Regions from separate parts of the Homo sapiens genome. Here all the other regions are linked to region 3. A link is a contact called in ENCODE Hi-C data. All regions are on one chromosome and are shown on one strand. The core of a region is the stretch at or near the end of the contact, and the rest is flanking DNA. Distances in the headings are between cores, read along the strand shown. Region 1 holds the start of RPL22L1 (ribosomal protein L22 like 1). Region 2 holds the start of SKIL (SKI like proto-oncogene). Region 3 holds the start of GOLIM4 (golgi integral membrane protein 4).

Region 1 (2,913 bases), core at 75-2,574, 2.8 Mb before region 3:
TGATTATTGTAGCTCTTAAGGCAGACAACTAAAAAATCTTGTTGAAATGGATTTCTTCTAGGAATTCAGGGCCTCTCTTCAGACTCTACAAGTCATATGCTCTATTAAAGCATAGTTTCCACGATAACTACTTGCTGGCATAAAGGCCACGAACAGTTCTTACTTTCTGGGGTCATTCTTCAAATTAACAACAAAGTCCACCCCATCCCTTACCCCTACCCCTAGGTATGATAATTTCATCTCCACGAAAACATATTACTGCTAAACCCAAGCGGTTCAGCATGCCACTTTTCGGATCTGATGTCAATTTACAATCCTTCAAAGCTCAAAAGCTACTTTTTCCTTTTGTCAGCAAGACACTTCCACCCTCGTGTGTCTTGTACATACTGATAGGTCACAGCAAACATTCATTGAATTTTAACTGGGAGCATTTTGGATGGAAATCAAGAGACCTGGGATTAACTGTAAAACCCATGATAAATTATACCAAACGAATGAACAAGAAGCAAGCACTACGTGTTTTTCCCTTTGAGACAGTCTCACTGTTACCCAGGCTGGAGTGCAGTGGCTCGATCTCGACTCACTGCAACTTCCGCCTCTCAAGGTAAAGCGATGCTCCTGCCTCAGCCTCCCGAGTGGCTGGGAGTACAGACGCGCACCACCACGCGGGCCATTTTTTTTAAAATTGTTTGTAGAGACGGGTTCTCCCTATGCCTACGCTGCCAAGGGTGGTCTCGAACTCCTGGGCTCAAGAGATTCTCCGGCCTCGGCCTCCCAAAGTGCTGGGATTACAGGCGTGGGCGTGTAAGCATATATATACATGATTTTTTTTTCCCGAGGACCTGGTCCCCGAAGCACCAATTTCCCTCAACAGTCATTTAGAAAACGAGGCTCACAGACAAAACACAAACAAATAACTTTTTCGCTGGAGGATTATAACTGCAATAAAAGGAGATCCCAAAGCAACCTGAGACACTGCCTTGCCCTGATTGGAAAGGGGATTCCGGTGATTAGTGAAAGATGACTCCTGCATCCCTCGCGTGCGTCCGTATCCGGGAGCAGCCACTAGGTAACTGTAGAGGCCACTGCAATTAATCGGCTTGAACAGCCAGGAGCGGAAACCCGAGAGTCAGTTCAACCACAGCCACCCGCGTGTGCCCGCGGAAAGCCGATGGCCTACTCTCGTCCGGCAGCGCACTGGTTTCCTGGGTTACCGGCCTCAGCGCTCCTCCCGCTTTCTTTTCCGGGAGGCGACAATCTGACGCTCTCAGCGCGTGACGCAGCACGCTTTGATATAAATGCAGACCGCGCGGCCGTAGCTTCCTCTCTGCTCTCGCGGCCGACTCGCAAGATGGCGCCGGTGAGTGAGCGATGTCTTGGTGGGAGTGTTGTGTGGCAATTTAATGATTTCCGCTGTAACGATTTTTGCATCTGTCGAGTGGAGACGTCTCAGTCAAGATAAAGGGAGGGGAGTAGTGAAGTCTGGGTCAGAAACACAACCAAGACGCGAGGATCCTGAACTGTTTTTCGAGACTCCCTGGCAGCTGCCATGAGGTCTAGTGGAGTTGGAGCTGGGCCCGGAATTGGTTTAGGATGGGTGGTTTTGGACACGCGGGAAAGAGGGAGGCACAACTGTAAATGGGCCGGTGGTACTGCAATCTGAGCCATTTCTTTACTATCTCGCGCCTGATAATGCTTTTGCCACTCAGCACTGGGTAGGGGAATGGTGGGTAATCGGGCCGGTCTGACGACCTTTGCCAGGCCAGAGGGAGCTCCTAGGCGCTCAGCTCCCGCGATGGCCGACATCACAAGTTTTTGAGAACTTTCAGTTGGGGAAGAAGTTTCTCGGTGAAGTAATTTTTAGAAAAGTATAAGTCTAGATTCCAGCAATGTGAAATAAACGTGCTTCAGATGTTTTACTTAAGTCATTAGTAAGGGAACCAGTAAGATGTTAAAATGTTCCTAAGAATATCTGAAAAGCTAGATATACATGCGCAATTTACAAATAAAGTTAGGATAAAATTGCTGGGCTAGCTACAAAACTGGGTAATGCCCAGCATGGCCATAAACCCTATAGGGTTATCTGTTCCATTAGACAGAAGTTGTTTGTGTCTCCCAAATTAACTTCTGCGCCAACTGGGTAATTATCTTTTGGCACATGTTACCATGCTACCTGAGAAAGCAAACTAATGTGTAATACTTGGTAGCCACTTGGGTGAATCTAAATTGGAGGTTATAGTCTGATAAATACAGATTTGTTTGTTCATATTGCAGTGAATGTACATGGTTGCTGGCCACAGTAACATTTTGCTTATGTAGCCATATTATATGGTCTTGGTATAAAAGGTTTGGATATGGAAAATTTAAGTTCCACGGTGTTGGTTTTTAGGTTTTTTTTTTTTTTTGAGACAGAGTCTGTTGCCCAGGTGGGAGTATAGTGGCATGATCAGGCTCACTACAACCTCCGCCTCCCGGGTTCAAGCAATCCTCCCGACTCAGCCTCCTGAATAGCTAGGATTATAAGCATGCACCACCACACCTGGCTAATTTTTGTATTTTTACTAGAGATGGGGTTTCACCATGTTGGCCAGGCTGGCCTTGAACTCCTGACCTCACGTGATCCTCCTGCCTCAGCCTCCCAAAGTGCTGGGACGGCACCTTGCCTTTTTTATTTTTATTTTTTCTTTTTCTTTTCTTTTCTTTTTTTTTTTTTTTACCAAAGTCCCCTTCCCTTGCCTATAATAACGTAAGAATTGAATTTTCTAGACATAGGTGGGTGGAATCCTAGCTCTGGCACTTACCTGAGCTTGGGCTAGGCAGTATACTAACCTATTCCCATCTGCAGTGGGGTGGCAGAAAAGCACGATAATTTAAAATTGATCATTGGTAGTATAGAAAACAATGAAAGTCCGT
Region 2 (3,280 bases), core at 621-3,120, 2.3 Mb before region 3:
GTCTCGCTCTGTCGCCCAGGCTGAAGTGCAGCGATCTCGGCATACTGCAACCTCCGCCTCCCGGGTTCAAGCAATTTTCCTGTCTCAGACTCCGGAGTAGCTGGGACTACAGGCACAAGCCACGACACCCGGCTAATTTTTTTGTATTTTTAGTAGAAACGGGGTTTCACCATATTAGTCAGGCTGGTCTTGAACTCCTGACCTCAGGTGATCCGCCCGCCCGGGCCTCCCAAAGTGCTGGAATTACAGGCGTGAGCCACCGCACCCGGCCGAAATCAGTTTCTTAATCTTAAACTGAGTTCAGTTTACCAAGGTGAAGCTTGAGTGATTTCTTTAAATCTAACACCAGTTTACTAGAAGAACATTCATTTAAATAGGAAAGCAATTTGGAGTTGCGTAAAGCGAGCAATAATATAACATAAAAGGCCTTTCGAGTTCAGAATATGAAGACTCTTAAGCAGATCATCTCAATTAGTAGTACCGGGGCTTTCTCAGCTATGCCATTTTAAGGGAGGGAAAAAAATCCATTACTTCATCTCCTATTTAAAAACAAAACAACAGTTTCATCCAAAAAAATCAGATAGGAGTTAACATATCTACCATATGTAACTAAGTTACAATTTTAAGTGGATTAATTCAGCTAGTCCGTGTACACTATTTTTCTGGAATGACTGCAGGCAAAAATTAACTTTCTCTTAAAAAAAGGTTAGCGATTTTACTTAATGGAAGCCAAAAGCTATAGACTCCACGCCTGGGAATCTCCATCCTTCAACAAGACTAATCCGGGACAAAAAGCACAAGGCAGACAAACCTCACAAAGAATGCAAATGGAGGAAGAGGGAAAAAGAAAAGACTCTTTTTCCACTTCCTTCTTGAGAGAAAAGCCAAAAGAAATCCAATAAATAGAAATTTTTGCTTCCCAAACTCTCAGCACTTTACCTTAAAACAGACCCAAAGGATTAAGGACCAATGCCACCAACCATCGTACAGACTTTCGTCCACCACAGGAACACACCTTACTCAACACAGGCCAAGGAAGAGAGCAAGAGGCATGACCTAGAATGGGGGAGCCCCTAAAACCCTGAAGTCCTCCGCCCACTCAAAGCCACCCACCTATCTCTAACCCGGAGAGAGGGAGAACAAGGGACACGGGAAGCCTGGGGGTGGGTGTGCAAGGGGGTGGAGGGAAGTAAAGGGAGGAGTCCCCCCACCCCCACCGGCGAGCCTGGGATAACCCCAAGTGCCCTCCCAACACCGCCCCCCCGCGGGGGCCGCGGGAAGGACTGTGGAAATCCACCCCCCCGCGCACCCTCTCCCTGGGAAGTTCTCGGGTGTCACCTCAGCGCCCCTAATGCTGCACCTCCCCGCGCCAGCCCCGGGCCAGAACGAAGAGGACACCAGGGCAGTTTAGGCGCCGGGCGCGGATCCCTGCGCCGCCGGGGGCTGACGGACCGGGTCGAGACCAGGGCATCCCCGCGGAGCGCTGCTGGACTGGGGGAGGGGGGCGGTGACGGGCGTCCGGGTCTCCGGGGTCCCCGCGGCTCCCGTCAACTACAGCGCCCTGCCCTGCCGGCGCCCACCGCCTGGGGCCAACGAAGCGTGATCAGCCGTGGAACACCCGCCTAGCGACCCCCTCTGGCCCCGACCCCACCCGGGACCCGCGCATCCAAACCCCCTACTCGGGCCTCGGTGCCCGGGTAAGCTCGACGAGCTTTGTGAATTCCCCACCGCCCCTGTCGCCGCCGTCGGGCTCCTAGGAGGGTGAGCGCCTCTGGCCTCCCGCCGCCTCCGCCGCGTCGCCGCCGTAAGCCGGAGCCGCACCTGTGCCCGCCGCCGCCGCCGTCGCCGCTCGCCCGCTCCCTTCGGCTGTGCCGGCGCGGCTCCGAACCCCACACACATCGCTACACACAGCCCTCTGACGTCACCGAGTCCTCGGCCCGCCCACGTCACTGCGGAGACACACAGCTTCCCGCAGACGCCGCCGCCGTCTCCGGCCGCCCGGGGGAGAGCGAGGGCGGCGGGGAGGGGGAGGGGAAGGGAACGGAGCCAGCGGCGGCGCCGCGCGCGCGGGCCCGCCGGCGTCGTCGCCGCCGCCGCCACTTCGCGGCTCCCGGCCCCCTCGTGGACGCGCGTGCCGTCTGGCCTATTGTGGCTCCTCAGAGCGCCCCCCTGGCCCCGTCGTCTCGCGCGCGTGCCCCTCCCCCCAGGCGCGCGCCCGGCGCTTCTGGCCCCGCGCGCCGTCTGGGAAGCTGGCGCGCGGCGCTGTCTGCGGTGCACCCGGCGCAGACAGGATGTTCCCTCCCCACCCCACCCTCACCGCCGCCCTCCCTCCTTCCTTCCTCTAGTCGCCCAGCCGGCTGTCTGGGGCCACCGCCCCGCCCCCGCCCCACCCGCCGCTCTGTGGTGATGGGCCAGACGCGGGGGCGCCCTGGCCGCTCGGACGCCGCGCAGCGGGGAAGAGGGGGCAGGGCAGCCGCGCGGTGCACTGTGCGCGACCCCAGCAGCCGGCAGGGCGGAGGCAGTGCCCGCCCGGCAGAGTGCCGCCGCCCGAGGTCAGGCACGGGCGACCCTCCCCCTGCGGGGCCGCAGCTGGGCCGCCCCGCCCCGGAGGCAGCCGGGCGGCGGCCGCCCTGCAGGGCCCCCGGGGCCGGCTCTGCTCCCCGCCCCCGCGGGACCTCCCTCCTGGGCTGCCCCTCGCCCCCGCGGGGCCTCCTGCCCGAGGGCCGCCCAGCCAGCTGCCGGCGCTCCGCCCCGCCCCGGCGGCCCCGGCCTCGCCCGGGCGGCCTCCACCCAGACGCCTTCCCCTGGCTGACCTCCATCCGCCATCGGGCCGGGCGGGAGGGGTGGCCAAAGTTCCGGCAAAACCGAGAGCAAACATTTCTGTCCCTACTCCCCAGCCTCCTGCCTCCACCCCACCAGGCTGCTCTCTCGGTTCCAGAAGGGAGCTATAAATTAAAGGTTTTTACAGTGTTTACTGAGGGTGTTTTTTTGTGTGTGTGTTTTTTTGGAGAGGGACGAGACGAGGTAGGGAAGATAGGACTCAAGAGCTTTCCGGCTGTGACCCTCTGAGGCGTGTAGGGTGGTCTTCCTGGTTCCCAGGGTAGCCGATTAGCATATTGAACTCTGCAGAGCTGCTCCGTCACATTTCGAAACACCAAGAAATCCCCTTTTCTCCACCCCACCACAAGATCAGGAACTGAAATAGTCCACCGAGTAGCAGTGCACAAAATTCAGGAGACTCGAGCTTTGTCCCTTTTTTCCCCCCCATTTTCGTCCAATT
Region 3 (3,219 bases), core at 194-2,693:
TCATAGTCACTTTGATAAACTTTGGCTTCTTTACCAACATGAAAGTCTAACACCCTGGCTGTGATCAGTGAGACAGTGTATCTGCACACGAAAGCATTTTGAATAATTTAACGCAAGTTATTATTTATTAAGGAAAAGCACATGCAAGACACACTTTATTTTTACAGTGGTATAAATGCCACAGGGTAGCATCGTTATAAATTCAGTTTATTTTAGGGCTTTAGCAACCTATAATTTCAGAGTCCACCTAAAAAAACTTTTGCACCAGGAACTGTCTTTCTGTTGCATTTAGCTAAAGAGATTTACCCCCATTTTGAGCACTCAGGCCCATTAGCAATGGTAACGACTAAAGTCCAGTTAGAATATAAAAATTATGCAGTGTATCATAAATTACACCACACTATACAGACAGATAAAATTTACTTTTCTTAGAATTCAGGTCAACAGCAGAAACAAAAATTATCATTTGTGCATAACCTTAATTATTCCCCTCAAGTACACAGAAAAAATAAATGCAGTATACATTTCTTCGAAGAGGTTTGTGGTTACTACCTTTCCTGTGCTGTACTAGTTTTTACATAGGGAACCTTTGTTGCCCTTTAAAATGTAATTTAGAAATGTAACTGATGTGTTTTGCCACCAATAAAACAAATACATATGACAAAATGAATGGATACTCATTTCAGTCTGTACGATTTGTTTTTAAATTATTCTATTTGCAGCTAGAGGAGAAATGTGAGACCATTTCTTTCCTCTCTGCCAATGGCAAGCCGATTTCCCCAGCCCACGTGGACAATTGAACATTAAGTCTAGCGTGCTTCCAGTCTCCCGACTCCTGCCGGGCCATCTGTGGGCACACACACATCTAGGCTAGTACACTGGATGGGGTAAGGCAGTCGACATGGCATCTCTGGTTTGACTACCGGGATTGTGCTATGTAGCTATCCCATGTGTCTGCCGCATCAGTTTATTGGACAGGGAAAGAAAGTGTACTCAGCAGAGTGCACACAGTTACTGCCATCCATTCTTTCGTTCATACACACATTTTACTCCGCTCTCCACGTGCGTTCCGAACGAGAACTGGAACACACACACACACACACACACACACACACACGTGTTCACCGAACCTCACCCAGACTCAGGCCCGGACAAGTCCCCCGCCCACCCAAAGCTCCCCGCCCTTCGCCCTTCCGCCTGCCTCTTCCCACCCTCTCCGACTCCACGTGGGCGCACCCCGGCGCCAGGCGGCCGCGCTGCCCACAGAGCCCCTAGCCGGCCCCGGCACTGGGAGGGAAGGTGCGGCCCTGGGGTCGGACGGACAAAGCCGGCATCCAATCGAGCCCGGCACTGCCTCCCCGAAGGGAGGGAGCGTCTGCTCGGACGGGCCCAATGAGCAAGGAGGCCGAGTGGGACTTCCTCCCGGAATCCCGTTGGCCAGAATAGCCGGGCCGTGGGTGACACGTAAGTTGGGCAGGAGGTGGCGGGGCGGCAGAGGCACCAGCCGACCCGTCAGTGACACCGCTGTGCCGTCCCCAAAACCAGCCGAGACAGCTGGCCCCCACCCTTCCACCCATTGGGCAGGCCGCACGGGGGCGCGGCCCGGAGTCCTGGTCCCTTTGTTGGGCGCGCACCCCCTCCCTTAGGTGGCAACAAAGTCGTGCAGTGGGAGCCGCCGCGATAGGGCGGGGAGTGGCCAGGGCGGGACTCCAAGAACTGCCCGGGGGCAGCGGGGCCAAAAAGTGGGAAGAAGGAAAAAAGGCAGGAGGCATCTGGGGACAGGCGCGAGGGCAGCCGGCTCTGAAGTATGCGGAGGGCCTCCTCCCGGCCCCGGGCATTCGCGGAGAACGAGCCTCGCAGAAGTTTGGCTGCAGCTGCCCGGGCGGCGTCGATGGCTGCGCGCCCCGCGCCGCGCGGGGGCTGAGCGGGCGCCACTTCCCCTCCGGGCCGGCTTTTGTGTCTGGCATCTCCTCCTCATGCTGCGTCTGGCCACCTACTGCGGCGGCCGCTGCTGAGACGCTCGCTCGGACCAAGGGGAGGAGACGGCGGGGGCGGCCGCGGCTTTGGGTCCAGGCGGGACTATGGGAAACGGGATGTGCTCCCGAAAGCAGAAGCGGATTTTCCAGACGCTGCTGCTGCTGACCGTCGTGTTCGGCTTTCTCTACGGCGCGATGCTCTACTACGAGCTGCAGACGCAGCTGCGGAAAGCCGAGGCGGTGGCGCTCAAGTACCAGCAGCACCAGGAGTCCCTCTCCGCCCAGTTACAAGGTACGGCTAACGGGACGCGCGCAGCCGGTGGCCAACTTTGCCCCGCGCCTCCACCCGGGCAGGAAAAGTGGCTTTGGTGAGCTATTGGCACTGTGGTTGCCACCTCTGACCTTCAGGGACGTCAGAGGTGAGCGTTTCAGGACTGCCGGCACCAGAGTGTCAGGGGAGATGACATTCTCATCCTCCCGCTTCTTCCTCCCAGCGGTTAGGTTTAGAACTTCGTAGCACCAGCCCATCGTCCCGCTGGGCGTTTGGTGGGCGGGTGCACAGATAGTCCTTTACCCGAGCTCTTGTCAAAGGCCCAGCTGCAATCGGGGCAGGGAAACTGGTAGCCCTCCGCCGCTTCTGCCAGCCCTGCTCTGAGGAGCATTGTTCCGTGGATTCTAGGTATTTGCTTTCTTGTTGACTTTGTCAGTTGCTTAAAAAATGAAGAGTTTGGCAGAGATTTCTCAAACTGTGCTGTTTTTCAAGGGAAAATTAAGCCATGACCCAGCAGCTTAATTAAAGTCATGGCCCAGTCGAATGGAAGGAACCTAGATCTGGACCTGCTAGTTTCTTATTTCTTATTCTTTTAATTTAATAGGATGTCTTTAGAGATGCTGGATGTGTGGGAAAAGTCCACACTACATACCATTCACCATCCTGCAGTAGTTTATTTCTTTAAAAACAGGTTTACTTGTCTTCCTAAGTAGCTTTTACTTCATCACAGAGATGCATGTATGTTACAGTTAGCTTCGGGAAGCCAAAGAGGAGAAACACAGGTTTTCACTTTGCCATGCACAGCAAACCCAACTTGAGCAAGACCTGTAGAAGAACTTAAAGTTTCTATCCTATTTTAGAATCTAATTTAATGTAATTTTCACAAACATAATTTACTTTAAATGTAAATTCAGAATTTGAATTTGAATTTACTTTTAACGTAAATTCAAAGTCAGCACCATGTCCTCTTGT

Evidence for each region. Hi-C counts contacts between places; a loop is a spot of excess contacts on that map. Pooled maps may share reads with other maps.
Region 1: a map of B cell shows a loop between it and region 3 (23-fold over the local background). The contact joins the promoter of RPL22L1 here to the promoter of GOLIM4 in region 3. A Hi-C loop is called at or near these places in 1 of 168 maps with a recorded cell type or tissue (B cell), 2 of 37 single-sample maps with no recorded cell type and 7 of 50 pooled maps.
Region 2: a loop to region 3 is called in a map of OCI-LY7, with 4 times the contacts of the local background. The contact joins the promoter of SKIL here to the promoter of GOLIM4 in region 3. A Hi-C loop is called at or near these places in 1 of 168 maps with a recorded cell type or tissue (OCI-LY7), 7 of 37 single-sample maps with no recorded cell type and 13 of 50 pooled maps.

What each region holds. Positions count from the first base shown.
Region 1 is chr3:170,868,606-170,871,518 of GRCh38, reverse strand. RPL22L1 (ribosomal protein L22 like 1) reads left to right here and starts at 1,324. Exons shown (of 4, transcript NM_001099645.2): 1 at 1,324-1,360. The coding sequence starts at 1,352. RefSeq lists enhancers at 160-885, 886-1,612, 1,782-1,831.
Region 2 is chr3:170,356,305-170,359,584 of GRCh38, reverse strand. It overlaps SKIL (SKI like proto-oncogene), which reads right to left and starts at 1,870. Exons shown (of 7, transcript NM_005414.5): 1 at 1,822-1,870. RefSeq lists silencers at 1,288-1,357, 1,448-1,577, 1,628-1,857, 2,018-2,917 and an enhancer at 3,198-3,280.
Region 3 is chr3:168,094,148-168,097,366 of GRCh38, reverse strand. GOLIM4 (golgi integral membrane protein 4) reads left to right here and starts at 1,443. Exons shown (of 16, transcript NM_014498.5): 1 at 1,443-2,268. The coding sequence starts at 2,082. RefSeq lists enhancers at 668-717, 915-1,416 and silencers at 1,088-1,327, 1,618-1,667.